Linked DNA regions of Mus musculus: region 1 is linked to region 2. The links are chromatin loops, found by intact Hi-C in ENCODE. Cell type or tissue: left cerebral cortex. All regions are shown on one strand. Links, peaks and the distances in the headings refer to the core of each region. The heading gives the core; the rest is flanking DNA. Region 1 overlaps Gria1 (glutamate receptor, ionotropic, AMPA1 (alpha 1)). Region 2 has its middle 100 kb from the start of Fam114a2.

Region 1 (8,332 bases), core at 27-8,026, 95 kb after region 2:
GCCTTTAAGAGGCGGCTCTCTGTTGTTCCCTCCCAACTATAGCAGTCGTTTTTAAACACGTCCTTAGAGATTTTCTGAAACAGGATCGGGGGAAGAAGAATGAGTGAGAGGTCTAGTTGCAAAGTCCCCTAGTGTATTCTTCTGATACCCAGTTCTGCAATGGTGACCATGTTCTGTTTCCCGGTCATTTGGTTTGCTAGGAGAGCTCTGCCCAGCTTCTGGATGTCAGAGAATATCCTAATGAAAGCTCAGGTTTCACTAATGACCCCATTCATTGTGTGTGCAAAGAAGTGGCTGTGCACCAACCATAGAGGATGCTTCCTCAGTGTTAAGCCATTTGCTGCTCATTAAGTCTAGGCAAGTGTACAGACTCGAATCTGATGTGGCTTCAGCATACCATGTGTTGGCTTTTTCACATACAAGTTTGAAAGGTCAGCTGCTCTCCGGGGAGTTGAGGGGGGGCTGGGGATTAATTTCCCCTGGGAGCAAGGTCAAAAACAATCAAGATCTCTATTTTAGTTAATATCAACAAGGACAAAGATGCTATTCTGTTTTCCCTGGAAGAGGTGAAGTGCAGATGTTCTAGAGCTCTACTCAATTAAAAATGTGCCCTAGGTGATGTTTTGCTTCATGACAGCTTAAGTTATATTACGATGCTGTGGGCTACCTGAAGTCTTTGTTTGAGTCCTCAGCTCCTATACTGCCCATCCAGTATTTCTATGTCCAAGCCTTACTGATTTCTGGACACTTCTAGGCAAGAGTTCTAGTGTTTGAGTCTCTGACTCTGGGCATCCTTTGCTGGCAACTCTCTGGTTTTGGCTAGTTCGTTCCTTGCTTCAACCTAGCTAAATACCACTGTGTCTGGGTTGTTCCTAGTTGCATCTCCTCTGCTGAGCATTGTCCTGCTTCCCCAGTGACACGTATGTTCTGTTCCCAACACATCAAAGGGTGAAGAGTCTCAAGGAGACTCAGTTGAGATTCTGTGCTTGCCTCAATGACACAGACTGAGTGTGGAGATGCATTTTGTTTATCTTTGTGACCAGCACAATGACTGGCACTTGAGGGACTTAAAGCAAGTGCTCAAAAGAAAAATTATCAATCACTGAAAAAAGAGAAATCGGGCAGTTTAGAAGCATTTTTGCTAACACTAAGAGCCTGGGCTTTGTGGAGACTTTGTTTACTGTCTAATCCCAGTCCTTCTAGCTCCTGGCTTATGAGGCCTGTGGGATCAAGCTCCTTTACTTCTTCTAGCCTCACTTCTTATTAGCCTGCAGATCCTCAAGAATATATTAACTGGCTAATGAAAATGAGGAGCTAACACCTTGATTTGAAAGTTCTCAGCCTCCTCCCCCCCCCATTTGTCCTCTCTCCTTGCCTTCACCTCTGTCCCTCCTTTTGTGCTTAGTTTTCCTCTTCTTCCTCTCCCCTCACATGGTAACTAGAGAAAGGTCTCTTTGAATGGCTGAGACTTGGGGGCTAAGCCTGAGCTGGTTTAGTGGTTTCTGACTTTAACAAGGGGTAAACACTGTGGTCAGGGAAAGACATAGGATGGAAGGTCTTTCCAAAGGCCCATGTTACCTCTGTCTGCATCCCTGAGTAGAGCCGTAGGCTGTGCTTCTAAAAAGAGATAATTGCTTTTGGGAGAATCAAGCAGCTCATTACGAAGCCTGAGGAGTGGTTGGAGTGCATTCCACTTATCTCTTCTAGATAAGGGAGGAATTGATGGAGCTTCAGAAATGAAGGGCCAGCTAGATGAGTAAAGAAAGTATCTCCGTTGAAGTGGAAAGATGGAAAATTCTATTAGGAGTGCTGTTGTTTTGTGCAGAAGTCATGATGGTGGATGGAACTGATTACTGGGGACTGTGCTGGACAGTCTTAGGTTAGTGCTTCTGGGGGTCCTTGGTGTCTTCTGAGAACTTTAATAACAACACTGTAAAGGGAGTTGTGAGAATGTCTCTCAGTCATCGTACCATGATGCAACAGCCTCTTCAAAGAAACCTTGTCATCTAAGACAGCAATGTCCCTTCCATGGGGCCGGTCAACACTGTCTCAGTTCAAAGAGAATCCCAGCCTCTGTTCAGATACCTGGTTTAGTAGAAATCACTATAAACCTAGAGGTGGTGTTGTATGTTCAGGTAGTTTTCTCCTTGGTGGAAACCAAACCACACCATAGTTGATAAGAAAACATAGATGGGATCAAGACCACCTTGGGAACAGGGCTCCAGACTGGGCAGTTTGCATTGCTTAACCATATGCCACTCTCTGCACGCTTCCTCTCTTGCTCCAGTAGACCTTCTCTTCTGTGGACAATTCTATATTAACTTGACGAAAAATACGTGCCCTATACCCATAGCCTGTTCTTTAAGGACTCGTGGTCTGCATGACTCAAAACATTCTGGTAATGTGATTAATAAAATCACATGTTAATAAGGAAATATTAATAAAAGGAAGCTTGAAGGAAGCTGTAGCTGTCTGCTAATAAGGCCAATTTCATGAATGCTAGCACTCACTGCTGTTATTATTTATTGAGAGCATACTGGGATGAGGGTCTCCTGCCAATCCTTTAATCTATTATTTCATATCCTCACTACAAATTTATGAAGTATATACGACCACTGTCATCATTTTTAAAATACTAAAAATCAAAGGACCAGAGTGTAATTAAAGCTGTCTAAGGTGAGAGAGTTAAGAAACAGAATGAATGGACTCTTGCCAGGCTCTTCACTCCTTGATATCCACAGGACATACTGTCCTGGGGTGCCATGAGAGGAGCTTTCGAGAGCTGACCAGCACCAGCTCTGGGTCTCTGGTCCTTGGCAAAGGAGTAGAGGGTTCCAAAGAGCATAGCTAGCTTAGCTTCTGGCCTGGGACCCACTTTGCTGATTGAACAGCCCTTTCCTCTCTTTGGATGGTAAGGAAGGACAATCTGTAAATTTATGTTCTGGATGGAATTGGCAAAGAAAGCTCTGCTTCGGGCTGGCTTAGGGGTGCTGGCCATATCCCACCAAGTTCAAGGGAGGGTTTAAGTATAAAGTCAATGACTGTGCTGTGATCTGCTTTTGTTTTTTTTCCCCCCAACAGAATGTGAAGGTGGGAGAGCTGGTCAAGAGGAGAGCAAGATGTTCTGAGGTCCTCTAGACAAATTTACCATACTTCCAGACTTTTATTGTTCCTCTTACCGTATTGTGGAAGAACGGCTTTTAAAATGGACCTCATGAGATAGAAGAAGGGGTGAGGGATCAGCTTGCACAGAACACACTGGGGCTGGAACATGGTGGGAGGAGGGAAGCAGATTGCCAGCAGAGAGGCAGCTGGAACCATGACGTGAGAATGCTGAGTGCCAGGACAGAAAGTCTCAATACTAGGATGGATGCAAAGTCCTTTTTTTCCTCCCCTCACCCATTTCATACAGAACTGAACATTGAGTTTCCAAGCAAGGGACTGACTAAAGATGTCCTCCCCAGGACTGACCCAGGGTATACACAGGATGTACACAGGCCAAGGTGAGGGAGAGGCTGGGCAGAACCTATGCCAGTGATGCAGGATTGCTTATGTTCCTGCTCAGAAGAAATTGAATATTGACAAGTGAACCTTTAGGACACATTATAGGACAGCAAACCCCAGGGAACAAAATCTTACTCATCTAGTCAAGCCAAAGAGAGCGCCCAGGCCAAGACACTCACTGGTGTGAAGCCCATAATGACCACATAACGTTCTTAATTTCTGCTGTTTCCCATAAGCCCTCTCCAATCCACCTTTTTCTATGTTCCTATAGTCTTTACCATCTGAATCAGTCTTTTCTTTCTTTATGTGTGTGTATGTGTATTGTTTGTATGTGTGCATGTGTGTGTGTGGTATATGTATGTGAATGTATGTGTGTGTGGTATATGTATGTGTGTGTGCGTGAGCGCATTTAGGTCAGAGGTTGACATTGGGGGTCTTCCTCAACTGTTCTTCACCTTACTTTTTTTCATACAGAGTCTCTCACTGAACCTATAGCTCATAGATGTGGGTAGGCTGGTTGGCTAGTGAACTTCAGGGGTCCCCGCTTTCTTCCTCTTTTTTAAGTGGGCACAGAGACTCTAAACTTAAGTCCTCATGCCTTTGTGGCAGGCACTTTACCATGTGAGCCATTTCCTTAGCCCTGGGCACTTTCCCTTATCCATTTCCTGTTGAGATTTGAAGATACGAAGGTCACAGAGGGGACCTAAGTTCTCTGCTTCCTTATGCCGCTTTTCACATGACTGACTTCCATACAAGTCTCACTAGGGCTAATGATGCAATCCAGGGGCTGGGATGCTGACAGCCCAGCTTCCCTGCGATGCTCTCATCTACATCTTTGCTAAGGAACACTTGTCCTTTCTCACACAGCACCAGTGATGGTGAGCTCCCTATTCACTGGGATAGTCCATGTGCTCCTGTTAGAAAAGTGGGTTTTGTGCATTGTATTCATATCTCCTTTCTTTTGATTCCAGCCATTGCTGCTGTTGTATTCTTTGGGACTCCTTAAGATGAGTCTGCTTGCCTCTTGCCTAACAGGTTTTCATATTTGTCCTGGCAGCTTCTCAACCCTCTCTAATTCTTCTCTGCTTCTGCTGCCTTCTGCTGTGTTCAATGTGGTTTGGGGTTATTGAACTTAATCTGGTTACCTTTCTCTGTGAATGATGCTCTCTGCCAGGGTCACTCCATAATACAGAAGCTAAACACGGACCCAGTTCACCAAGCATAGCAAGATAGGCACAAGAACTGGGTAGGCATGCCTTCCCTCATCTGGGCAGCTGCTCGATTGAATGTAACTTCAGAAAAATCAGACTCTCACTGCGCTGGTTGAACCCTGAACCTCTCGGACCTGCCTTCAGAAAGACTCATTTGCTGTTTTGGGCACAGTATTTGCCAGACACGGCCATCCCTTCCCTTTCTTTTAGATCCCGATGTCCCTTGCAGTTTCTTCCTCATGCCTCTCTACTTCCTGAATGATCCTAACTGCTCCCTTTCTACTTCTTTGGAGCAAAAAAACCTCTTAGGGAACCCAGCTGTGCCAGCGAGAACAGGGTAGGGAAAAGATCCGGGAAGACGATGCCACCTTCATCCGCTTCGACTCGCTACGGGATTTGTAGCAGAACTCGATTAAGGCAACCAGCATGGCCAATCCCAGCCCTCCAATCAGGATGTAGAACACGCCTGCCACATTGCTCAGGCTCAGAGCACTGGTCTTGTCCTAAGAGAAGGAGGTGGGAAAGGAGGGGAGGGGAAAGAGGAAAGTGAGTCAAGAGGCTTGAGGCCATCGAGGCAGCAGCAAATTAACACACATACACGCAACCCCACACCCTCCTCAGCGTTCATAGATGGAAATTGCTTGTATTCATTGGCCGCATGTTGGCAACATTCCCCAGGGGAGAGGGGAATGCATGTGTGTTTGTGTATATTTAAATCCTCTGTGATTGTGTTGAACTTTTAATTACACCACTTCCTTCTTTAATGTCTTCTCTGGGACAGGAGATACCACAAAAATTCAGGCCAGATCTGGTAAGATCTGAACCCTTGAGCTTAACTAATTCTTTCAGGAGACCCTTCCCTTTAGCTCCGTGTCTGCCTCATCTCCTCTGTTGCTTGGCAACACGTCAGCCTCCATCATTGTGCATGTCTCTGAGTGTTTTGCTGGGAGTTGGTATTAAAGTGAACTTTCCCCTAGATGTGCATTTGATTTCAATTTAATAAGACAGCTCTCAAACACATAATAAAGGCAGAGGGATGCGAACCTTTAATGACTGCTCTCAGTCCCAATTGAAGGGGAAAACCTGGGAGGGGGGCTTATAGTGTCAGAAAGGCATTGCGCTAGAGTAATGGCTCGATTTAATCCTAATAATTATGCTTAATCGGTGTCGTTTATTTATTTTTTCTATTGGAAGTGCTTGCTAAGATTGCCTATAGGTAGACCAGGGTGGCTGAATTTAGAAATCTCAGTTGCCTGTAGTAAAAGATACTCTGCTGGTTTCAGGGATGCTGAGCCGCAAAGAAGGGTGCTGAAATTCCCAGAAGCCTAGGGAAGAGTATTGCTGTTCAGCAGGAGGGAGTTGAACCCTTCTTGTGAAGCCAGTGAATAGAACTGGTGTGGGAGACTGTCCCAGAGTCCTGTCACATCCTGTGAGCTTTAAAAGTGAGGGGAACGAAGGAGAACCCCATTTCAGGTAGTGAGAACACTAGCCCAAATTGCTGTTCACGGTGGAAGGTAGTGTTGGAGGAAGTGAGGCCACCATTCCACCTAATGCTTGACAAAGGCGAAGAATGCCTTTTAAGTCTCGGAAGAACGCTCCTCCCCAGTTGTTATGACGGCTCCTAACACCTTCTTTTCTGTCGTTTTCTCATGTGAGAATGTTTCATTAAATCAAAGTGAAAGGCATCTCTCAGCTTGCACTGGTACTTGGCATTGATGGCTGATTGGTGGCATGGGGTAGGATGCGTGACCTTTACCCTTCTGTGTGTTGCTTTTCAGGTGGGGGTCCAGATGAGCAATGAATGATAGAGTGCTTGGTCCTAGTTGCTGTTCTGATATCCACCCAAAAGGATCTGGGCATGTGGAAAGGGATTTCTTATCTCCAAACCTTTGCCCCCTTTCTACTTGATGCAGTGTATAGGGTCCTTGGTGGTTGAACGTGGGAACTGCAGCTGGCTTGCCTCTCTACCCTGGAGAGAGCCCCAGCCAGCAAAGCCATGGGATTATCTACAGCAATCCCAGGAGAGGCTTTTTGTGAGTCTATGACAGATGATTCTTGCAAAGAGGTGACTTTTGGCAATGCTTAGCCTGGCTCTCTAGGCAGTGGAAATGATTATTCAAGGGAACAACCTTTTTCCTGTTTGGGATAATGGCCTGAGAAGAGAACTGTGAAAAATGGGTCCAACACGTGGTTCAGGAACTGGTAGAACATGCGAATTTCCACTTGCGTGACTCTCAGAACGCTCAGCATATATCCCTGCTTGTTGTCCAGAAGGTGTGTAGTTTATAGAACTACTTAAGAGAAATTCCTATAAAACTCTCCTTTCTGAACAGGGCCGAGGTTGGGTGTGTTGGGGAGACATCTTAGAGCATCACCAGATAGCAGGGACTAGATAAGAGTGATGCTCAGAGAGAGTCAATGAGGGCGAACTGGGAAAGAAGGCAGGAGGTTGCCAACTTTGCAAGCTCACTCATCTTTCAAAAGCTTAAGTACAGCTTACACTGTCCATAAGTTAGGCTAGCTTATTCTTCATAGTCTCCCCAAGCTTGATTTGGCTGGAGAGGTATTCAAGGATAAGGGAATGGTGGGTGCACTCTTTTGTTACTATTAACTTTGTACTGTAACTGTATCTGACTCCCTGGCCACCACTTAGGGTATATCTGTGAGACAGGTAGGGTTAGATCTTTGTGTGGAAGTGAGGGAAGAGTGTGTTCTGTGTAACTATAGAGAGAAGAGGGTCCAGTCACTGGGCATATGGTTGTTTCTGGATTAGAGAGCTTTCCTCCTTACTCTTCTTTCTTCACTGGAATTAGAGATTGAACCCCAGGCCATGATTATCTATCTGTCTGTCTATCTGTCCTATGTATCTATGTATCTATGTATCTATCTATCTATATATGTATGTATGTATGTATGTATGTATGTATGTATGTATGTATGTATGTATGTATGTGTGTATCTGTCTATGTGTCTATGTGTCTATGTGTCTATCTATCTATCTATCTATCTATCTATCTATCTATCTATCTATCTATCTATCTATCTATCTATCTATCTATCTATCTATCTGGTTTTTCCAGATAGGGTTTCTCTCGGTACAGTCCTGGTTGTTATGAAATATGCTGTGTAGACCAGGCTAGCTTTAAACTCATAGAGATCTGCCTGCTTCTGCCTCCTGAGCACTGGAATTAAAGGTGTGAGTTAACACCTGATTACCCTTCATTTATATTTGTTTGCTTGAGACAGGCAAACAAATTTGATATAGCCTAAGCTGTCTTTGAACTGAGTGTGTAGCCTAGGCTTGTCTCCACCTTCTGATTTTTCTGCCTCAGTTTTGGAAGTTCTGGGATTATATGTGTGTATCACCAGTCAGCTCATCTACTTATGGCCTAGAGAGATGGCTGCACGTGTGAAGACAGCTTGATGGTTTGCTTCCCAACTATATATCCCTTTTGGTGGACAAGTGTCATAGGCCCTGGCATGGCAGTGGTGTGGTTTTAGTTTAGGTAAATTTACATTTAGGCAAGGTTTGTAATTTCTTTATGTGTGGCATTAGCTTTATGTATGGATGAAACTGCATATTTTTCTCTCTTTCTCTCCCTCTCTCTCTCTTTTGG
Region 2 (8,332 bases), core at 202-8,201:
GAGGGATCCTCAAGGGGAGGAGTGTGATATAGGTGTCCCCTTTAGGGCAGAGCATGTCAAAGTCTCTTTCTCTGACCTTGACAAGTTGCAGGTCTCTGTATTAATCTACTGTAAGAAGAATCTTCTCTGATGAAGGCTGAGAAATAGATTAATCTATGGGTGTAGCAATAAACCATTAGGGATTGTTTTAATGCTGTCTATTTAGTAGACGACCAGTAGTAGGTTCAGCCCTAGGGCCTATGACCTATTTAGCCCCTTTAACAGTGTCAGGTATGGATTCCTTCTCATGGAGCTGGCCTTAAATCCAGTTAGAAAGTAGTTGGTTAGTCCCATAATAGTCTTGCCACTGTTATACCAGTGGGCAGATCTTGTCTGGTCAGTCAATATTGTAGCTTGTAGGGTTCCTAGATAGTTGAGATTGAAGATTGCTTTTCTCCTCTGGTTGCATGCATAGCACTTCCTAGTTCTCTGAAAGCTAGCCAGTAGCTATTAAGCCTCCTGGTCAGTACCCACTTGGGTTTCTGCATATTTTGTGAGCCAAGTAATGTGGTGTCTTTAACAATAGAATCTTTCTGTCAAGTTATGAAGGGTAACTTATAATGTCCATAGGGTTTGTGGGACTCACCAGCCAATAACTCAAAAAGAGGTTCCCCTTCCTGGAACTGGAGTTTTTTAATCTGCTGGTATTTGGTGTCCAGTTGGAGTATGTCCCTTGGACATAGAATAGCTTCATTTGAAGTGTTTTCATATATGTATATGTGTATGTGTGTGTGTGTGTGTGTGTGTGTGTGTGTGTGTGTGTGTGTGTGTGTATGTATGGATTTCAGAAAGCTTCTGTAACAGCCATTTTTCACGTGGATGTTTTTCAAAGTGGCCGTGATGTTATCTGTCCCTTTGATGTTTGATCCTGTTGTAAACTTGGCTGGATTTAGAACCACCTGAGAGAAGGGTGTTTCCAGAATGGTTTACCTGAGTAGGAAGAGCCATGTTACCCGTGGATGGCAGCATCCCACAGAGTACTGGACTGAAAGAAAAGAGGAGGAGAAGCTTGTAACTGTGGACACAATGTAACCATTGCTAATTCTCTTGCTGCTGTGTGTTCCTGCCCCATCATGAGAGCCATTACCTCATACCTGGAAGCCCCAGTAAACCTTTCCTTTTTAAACTTGCTTCGGTCTGGTATTCTGTCACAATTTGTAATAAGAAAACTAGAAGAAAAAGAAGAACTTCCTTCTACCCATGGACGGAATGAGATTCTGTAGGGCACTTGAGCTTGCGTTTCTACCCATGAGACGCTGGTCAGAGAGAGCCCATATGCACCCAGACTTCTGCCCCCCAGAATTAGGTCAGAATTAATGTCTGTGTCATTGTGAGCCAGCTCACTAGCTGGTGGCAATTTGTTACACAGCAATAGGAACTAACATGTCAGGTAATTCTTCTTGTGCAATTTAAAATTGAGTCCTTTCCTTTCTTCAACTGTCGTTTTTTCAAATCAGAGGGTTGTCTAGTTTTCCTTGGTATCCTTATTAATTACACATCAAAGTCACTTACAATCGGCTGGGAATGCAGATGCGGATCTGTCTCCTGATTCCCCTGCTTCAGAAGGTGGGAGAGGAAGGTGAGGGTCTTCCTCATTAACAGGCTTCCCTAGTGAACCTGATGCTTCCAGCCGAGCTATTCTGTGGAGAAATGACCTTTAGTTTTCCATAGAGCATATGGGGAAGGTGACAAGGCCGTCCTCTTGGCTTTTGTGATTGTGTCACACAGGCCCTCACATCAGGTAGTTACAGGACTCTCTCTGTGTAAGGCATCAGTGGCTCTCCCAGCACCGCTGCATCAAGCCCGTGACTGCCCGTGGCCTATAAGGTGAACACATTCGTGAGCCAAGCCTCCTTGCAATTTGAAGACACCACAGCTCTTCCGAGGTGGCGCTGGAGGCTGGACCCCATTTTACGTCACGGCCAGAAAGATTCAAGTCTTTTACATGCATTTATCTATTTATGTGCACATCTGTGGTGAGAAAGTGCCAAGGAAGGCCGTCTGAATGCCAGGGCCCCCAACGGCTGGCCTTACCAGACACAGGAGGGCTCCGTGGTGGGCTCACACACTCACTAACTCTTCAGCAAATCAGTCCTCCATCACTTAGCTCACAGAGAGACCCTGGGTGGACCTAGTGCCCTTCCTTAAGTCTCTGTGGAAGGATTAGAACAGGTGATAGTCAAAGGTTCTGCCTCTAATCTAGACTTCAGGAAGATGAAAACTAAGGCAGGAGGATAGCTACGTTGTAGCCACTCTGAGCTACCTAGTATTTTGCAAAGAAAGGAAAAAAAAAGAAAGGAAAAAGGAAAGAGAGAAAAGAGGTCGTCGGGATAGCTCAGTGGTTTAGTTATTTGTCGCTAAGCCTGACAGCCCAAGTTCAGAGCCTAAAGCCCAGTGGCAGGTACAAGGGGAGAACAGCCTCTGGAAAGTGCCTTCTGCCTTCTACCCATGTACCGTGGCTTGTGCTGACACACACACACACACACACACACACACACACACACACACACACACACACACACACTCAGTAAATATACAGAAGAATAAGGAAGGGAAGGTATAACTGAGACAGCGTGCTGAGCTTCCAGAGGCTTCTGCACCAGCATAAAAGCAGCTCCTTTGTACTTGCCGATCGCCCATGCTCTAAATCCAGGAGCAGAGGAGTTGGAGCCTGCAGCAAGCTGCCCCTGAGAATGTCCCTGACCCTGCACTGAACACCGCAAGTCCAGAGGACTTCTCAGGCCCGGCAGTCTTGCCTGAGGACCTTGCTTCTTGTTTTGGTGGTATCTTCAGAAGGGGGATGGCAGTGTGGGACAGATCTTGGAGGTTGTCACAGTCCTGGTCAGTAGTTTTAATGTTTGTCCTCTCTCCCTGTTTTCTATTTGTTCTGTGATGACCCGAGCTTATTAAGGCAGTGGGTGGGTTTTCCACAGGCTGGTCTCAGAGGTCCTGAGGAGGGATTTTAATTGCCTGACTCCACATTGAGGGTGTTAACATTTATTAATGTCAGCTCTACTGATTGCCTTTTAACAAGGCAGCCACTGTGTGCAGGAGATAACGCTAGGTTCAGTCCTGTGGGGCCTCAGAGGCTGCTTAGAATAATCCGGTCCAGGGAAACAGAAAGGCTGCCAGTGCGGTGGGGGATGGAGATGCAGGCTGGGCTCTGGACTGGTTGTATGTGGGTGGCTGTACCGATGGAGATCCGGCATGATGATTAACTGAGGAGAACTTCAGTGATGTGTAAAGATTGGAATGTTGCAAGTCCACGGCCTAATTATCTAGCCACATCTCTAACCAAGAGCCACTTTTTGCTCACCTTTGCAGGTGAGCGAACATCTTTGCGGCCACTAGGTAACACCAACCAAAAGGCTATCTAATAGCATCCGCTATCGCTTTCCTGCTTTGCTGTAGCCCGTCCACCAGATGATCCCTCCAAAGCATTTGAAAAGTGTTTTGATTTATGACTTTTCATGACTTTCTTTGTTCTGTTCTATAAGAACTTCATCAAACAGTTACTATGTTAGAATGTAGCATTTGGGGCAAACTCGGGTCTGTGTTCCCTGAGTGTGGTCACTCCTATTTGGTTCAAGAACAAATTATCTCTTATTCCTTTCAGGCTAAGAGCTGTTCTTTTGTGTTCAGAAAACCAGATGGGAGTTAGGCTCCTGCCTCAGGCTTTTCAACTGTGTCCTTGTTATTACAGAGTGGTGAGGGAAAAAAAATCTCTCTAAAACAAACAACCTTGCCTCAAGTATCTTGTTATAGTAACAAAAATAACAAAAGACCATTATAGACTTGAGTCTTTCTTGTTCTTGCCTGGACTTTGTGTATGGACACTGAGTTGGTTGTCATATCAAGTTCAAGCTCCTTGGCCCAGGGGCCTGAACCTCCGTGCCCCCAGGAGCTGAGCCCACCTTTCCTATCTTTCAAGTTGTCTCTGGCCTTCTCAGTTCAGCTAGCACAACCGCCTCTGATTTCCCAATTCCTTTCAAGAGTCAGCCCTGGCTACCCCTTTTCTCTAGCACCTTCCCCAACTTCCTGAGTAGCTCATTCTTGCTGTCTCCTGTCCCTCTGGTCACTCTGGCTCAGGATTTTCGTGTTTCCAGATACCTGTTCTAAGGACAAAAAATACCCCTTTGGTAGGAAATATTGGGAGAAAGAGACAGACAATCATGGGAAAGTAACAGATGCGGTAAGGCTGTGGCATGCCACAGGCTACTGGCAGTGCTGGATTTGCTGAGACAGCTACTGTTGCTGTGATAAAATACCATGGCCAAAGCAACCTGTGGAGAAAAAAAAATTATTTTGGCTCATGTTTAGAGTCCAGCATGGTAGGGAAGGCATAGTATAGTTACAGAAACAGGAAGGTGGCTGATCATATTTTCATCCATACATAGGAAGCAGAGAAGGAGGAACAGGAAGTGGGTCCAAGCTATAAGTCCTTAAAGCCCACCCCCAGTGATACACTTCCTCCGGCGAGGTTCTGCCTCCTTAAGGTTCCATAACCTCCCCAAACAGTGCTACCAGCTGGGGACCAAGTGTTCAAACACATGAGCCTATAGAGGGCACTTCTCATTCAAACCATCACATGCATAAATGCATAGACAATGGGGGCGTTTGAAGGCTGCTCTTAGAAAGCATTCAGGTTTCTTTCTTGAGCTTCTTCCTCCCCTCCTTGAAAACATCTTTAATCTCCTCATCTCTCTCTGAGTTCCCTGAGCCCTGAACCCCTGACATTGCCTGCGTGGGACCACTTCATCTCCTGATTGCTCGTTATTGTCTTTTCCACCTACAGGTGTGTTTCCCCCCATTGGATTGTAATCTCCTTGACAACAGAAACTGTTATTTCTCTCCTTTCCCAAATGGCATCTAATATTGTGCTGGGCATCAAGAAGAGCTGGATAAATAACCAGTTCTGTTCCGAGACCCCCTGCCCTCTCTTCCCATGATGCAAGCTGTTCCAGAGGCATGGAGTCCTGCGAGGACTAAGCTCCAGGGTTTTTTCTTTCTGATGCTCTTCCCCATGGTGTGTGGGATGTGCCATCTGTCTGCTGGGAACTGACATACAAGGGTATTTATACCCAGGCCTGCCACTGCGGTGGCCCAGGGGCTGTCATCTGAGCCTGCAGAGGAAGGCAACTGGGCAGAAGTGGAGGCCAGAATGGATTTATTCTAATGCTGGGTGTGGAATGAAAGCACACTAGACTCAAGATGAAATTTAGTACCTGACTCGCTGGGGGACTTGGAGCAAATCACACTGCAAGCCCCTGCAATAGGCCATAGCCTGAGATTTGTGTGTGTGTGTGTGTGTGTGTGTGTGTGTGTGTGTGTGTGTGTGTGTGTGTGTGTGTGTGTATGTGTATGTGTGTGTATGTGTGTGCCCGTGTATGTATGTATGTATGTATGTATGTATGTATGTATGTATGTATGTATGTGTATTCATCCATGTAGGTGAGTGTGGAGACCAGAGGCCAATGTCAGGATGTCTTTCTCAGTCACCTTGTGTCACTGAGCCTGGAGCTCACTGGCCAGGTGAGATCTGGGAAATCTGTCTGCACCCCCTTCCCCCTCCACGTTCAGGGGTTGTAAGAGTGTGACATACACCTTTCTTTTAATTTGGGTTCTGGGGATCCAAACACAGGCCCTCAAGCTTATGCAAGAAGCATGAAACCACAGGGACATCTCAGTTTCGAGATCGAAATTGAGATTAATTGAAAACTCATGAAGGAGTGAATTGAAGAGCCTTGGGACAGAACAGGATCTCACCACCCAGCCGGTCTCGTCTGCATACCTGCCCGTGAGTCTCTTGTCTAAAGTGCAGACAGAAATGTCTTGGAACTCAACTATATCAGGTGTTGTGACTCTGCTAAACTCTCAATACTTGAATCCCATAGTTACTGACAATGGCTGACAGGGCTCCTGTTACCTCTGTGGCCCTCTGATCCAATCTCCCATCTTCTCCATCCCATGTGTGCCCCACTCAGAATTGTTCCCAACATAGGGCATATGCAGAAGTACTTACCCTAGGCTAATTTCCTAGGCATCTTTTCGCCTTGCATCAGCATCCACTTTGGGATATCACTCACTGTCACCTTCTCAGCAAGCTCTTTGCTGGCCATCCTCTAATGCACTGTTGCCCTTCCCTGCTTGCCTTTTCCTCCTAACACTGACTGCCGGCTACCATAACATTTGCCCATTATGGGCAGCACCATTCCCAAGTCAGGGGCTCCTGAACTAAGAGCAGAGAAGTTAAGGTGAGCACAAGCAAGTAAGTAAGCACGCATGTATCCATCTCTCTCTGGTCTTGACGGTGGATGTACTATGATGAGCTGTCTTGAGCTCCTGTCACCATGACTTTCCCATAGCTATGGGCTGTAACCTACTTTGTGAGCTAAAGTAAACCCCTCCCCCCAAATGCTTTGTTTGACCCTTTAGTTGCTTTTCTGTTAGGGTATTTATCATGGCAGCACAAATAAGGATAAGACACTAGGGTTTGACCCAGTGGATGCTCACCCCTTCCCACTGGGTCTCTGGAGTTGGCGTGTTGCAGAGTAAGGGAGTTCGCTGTGACAAGCAGACCCAGACTTGTTAGCTGTGTGAGCTTCTGCACCATCTTAACTCTCTGGGCACGGGCTGATCAGCTGGGAAGTGGCAGCTTCTGCCGTGTAGGGTGGCTGCAAGGATTAAATGTTATGATTTCCATTTCTATAAAGTCTGTGGACAAGTCCCCAGACCACAGTAAACCGTTGGCTAATGACATTTTCAGGGCAACAGTGTACCGACATCTTGTGTATTTTCTAGGCTGAGACAGGAGTGAGTATAGTTTCAACAACAGCTCTTTCTAGGGACAAACACAATCTTATTAAAGATATTTTATTTAAATTAGTTATTTATTTAATATTTAATAAATAAATATTTTATTAACTATAATATTAACTTGTTAATATTATAGTACAATATGCTGTAATTATCATATATTATAATTTAATTATATATAATGTAATTACATAAATATATTATATTATAGTTATATAAAGTAATATAATATTAATATAATAGTAAATTAATATTTAATAAATAAAATAAATACATATTTAAAGATATTTATCATTTGAAACTTTTATACATGATTCAATGTATCTTGATCATATGGATACACCCTCAGTCCTCCTTAATGTTCTCCCCTTCCAACTTCATGTCCTTCATTTCTGTGTCTAGTTGGTGCTCCTCATATGCACATGGGTATAAGGTTATCTATGGATAGTCCACTAGTGGCCCCCCTGTACTGGCTAGTTTTGTGTCAACTTGACACAGGCTGGAGTTATCACATAGAAAGGAGCTTGAGTTGAGGAAATGCCTCCATGAGATCCAGCTGTGGGGCATTTTCTCAATTAGTGAGCAAGGGGGAAAGGCCCCTTATGGGTGGGACCATCTCTGGGCTGGTAGTCTTGGGTTCTATAAGAGAGCAGACAGAGCAAGCCAGTGAAGAACATTCTTCCATGGCCTCTGCATCATCTTCTGCTCCCTGACCTGCTTGAGTTGCAGTCCTGACTTCTTTCAGTGATGAACAGCAATGTGGAAATGTAAGCTGAATAAATCCTTTCCTCCCCAACTTGCTTCTTGGTCATGATGTTTTGTCCAGGAATAGAAACCCTGACTGAGACACCCCCCCTTTAAGAGAAGAGACTCTCCCTCCTCCAGAACTCACAACTGCCAGCAGTGCCTCAGTGGGCCTTAGCAACCCATTTCCCACCCATGTTAGAAAGAATTTTCCACTGGCAGGATCTTACGTGGGTCTTGTATAGATTGTCACAGCTGCTGTGGGTTCCTGTGCAGCAGTGTGTCCTGTACAGAAGACAGCACCTCCCGGCATTCCTCCTGTCTCTGCTTCTTACAGTCTTTCTCATTCCTCTTCTGGCATGTTCCCTGAGCCTCTGGAGATGAAGATGTCCTGCCCCTGGCTCAGCACACACATTCCCTCACTCTCAGCCCTAAGCAGCTGGGAGCCTGTGTGTTAGCCTGTGCCCTCTGCCATAAGAAGCTTCTAAGTCCAAGACTGAGAGCCATGCCCTTCAGTGTCACCCCACATTTCTGCTGCTATGGCAGGCATGCTGTTATCCTTGCCCCCATTTATGTATGCTCTCATATTCATGAGTATTCACTTCATCTAGGCAGTTTCTCAATTCTAGTTACCATTGTCCCCTAGGCCTCGGTTTTCTAATCCATACAATGGGGCTGATGATCTTGTTCATCTTGCAGAGATATTGAGAGGGCCATCTGAGAAGATATGTGT

Evidence for each region. Peaks named below come from ENCODE experiments on the same cell type or tissue, not always from the same donor. Only the 100,000 strongest peaks of a DNase experiment are listed, where the experiment ranks them.
Region 1: it touches region 2 in a loop (5-fold over the local background); 2 of 42 quality-filtered maps call a loop at or near these places.

What each region holds. Positions count from the first base shown.
Region 1 is chr11:57,314,552-57,322,883 of GRCm38, reverse strand. It overlaps Gria1 (glutamate receptor, ionotropic, AMPA1 (alpha 1)), which reads right to left. Exons shown (of 16, transcript NM_001113325.2): 15 at 5,084-5,218. Among named protein-coding and RNA genes, the nearest start is that of Fam114a2, 200 kb to the left of the region's middle. In left cerebral cortex, for the core only: a CTCF peak has its summit at 6,675; a DNase peak (open chromatin) is centred at 3,311; H3K27ac peaks cover 231 bases.
Region 2 is chr11:57,409,737-57,418,068 of GRCm38, reverse strand. No RefSeq gene overlaps it. Among named protein-coding and RNA genes, the nearest start is that of Fam114a2, 100 kb to the left of the region's middle. In left cerebral cortex, for the core only: no CTCF peak of the experiment used is centred there; DNase peaks (open chromatin) are centred at 4,671, 5,090, 5,539, 7,734 and 1 more place; H3K27ac peaks cover 1,373 bases.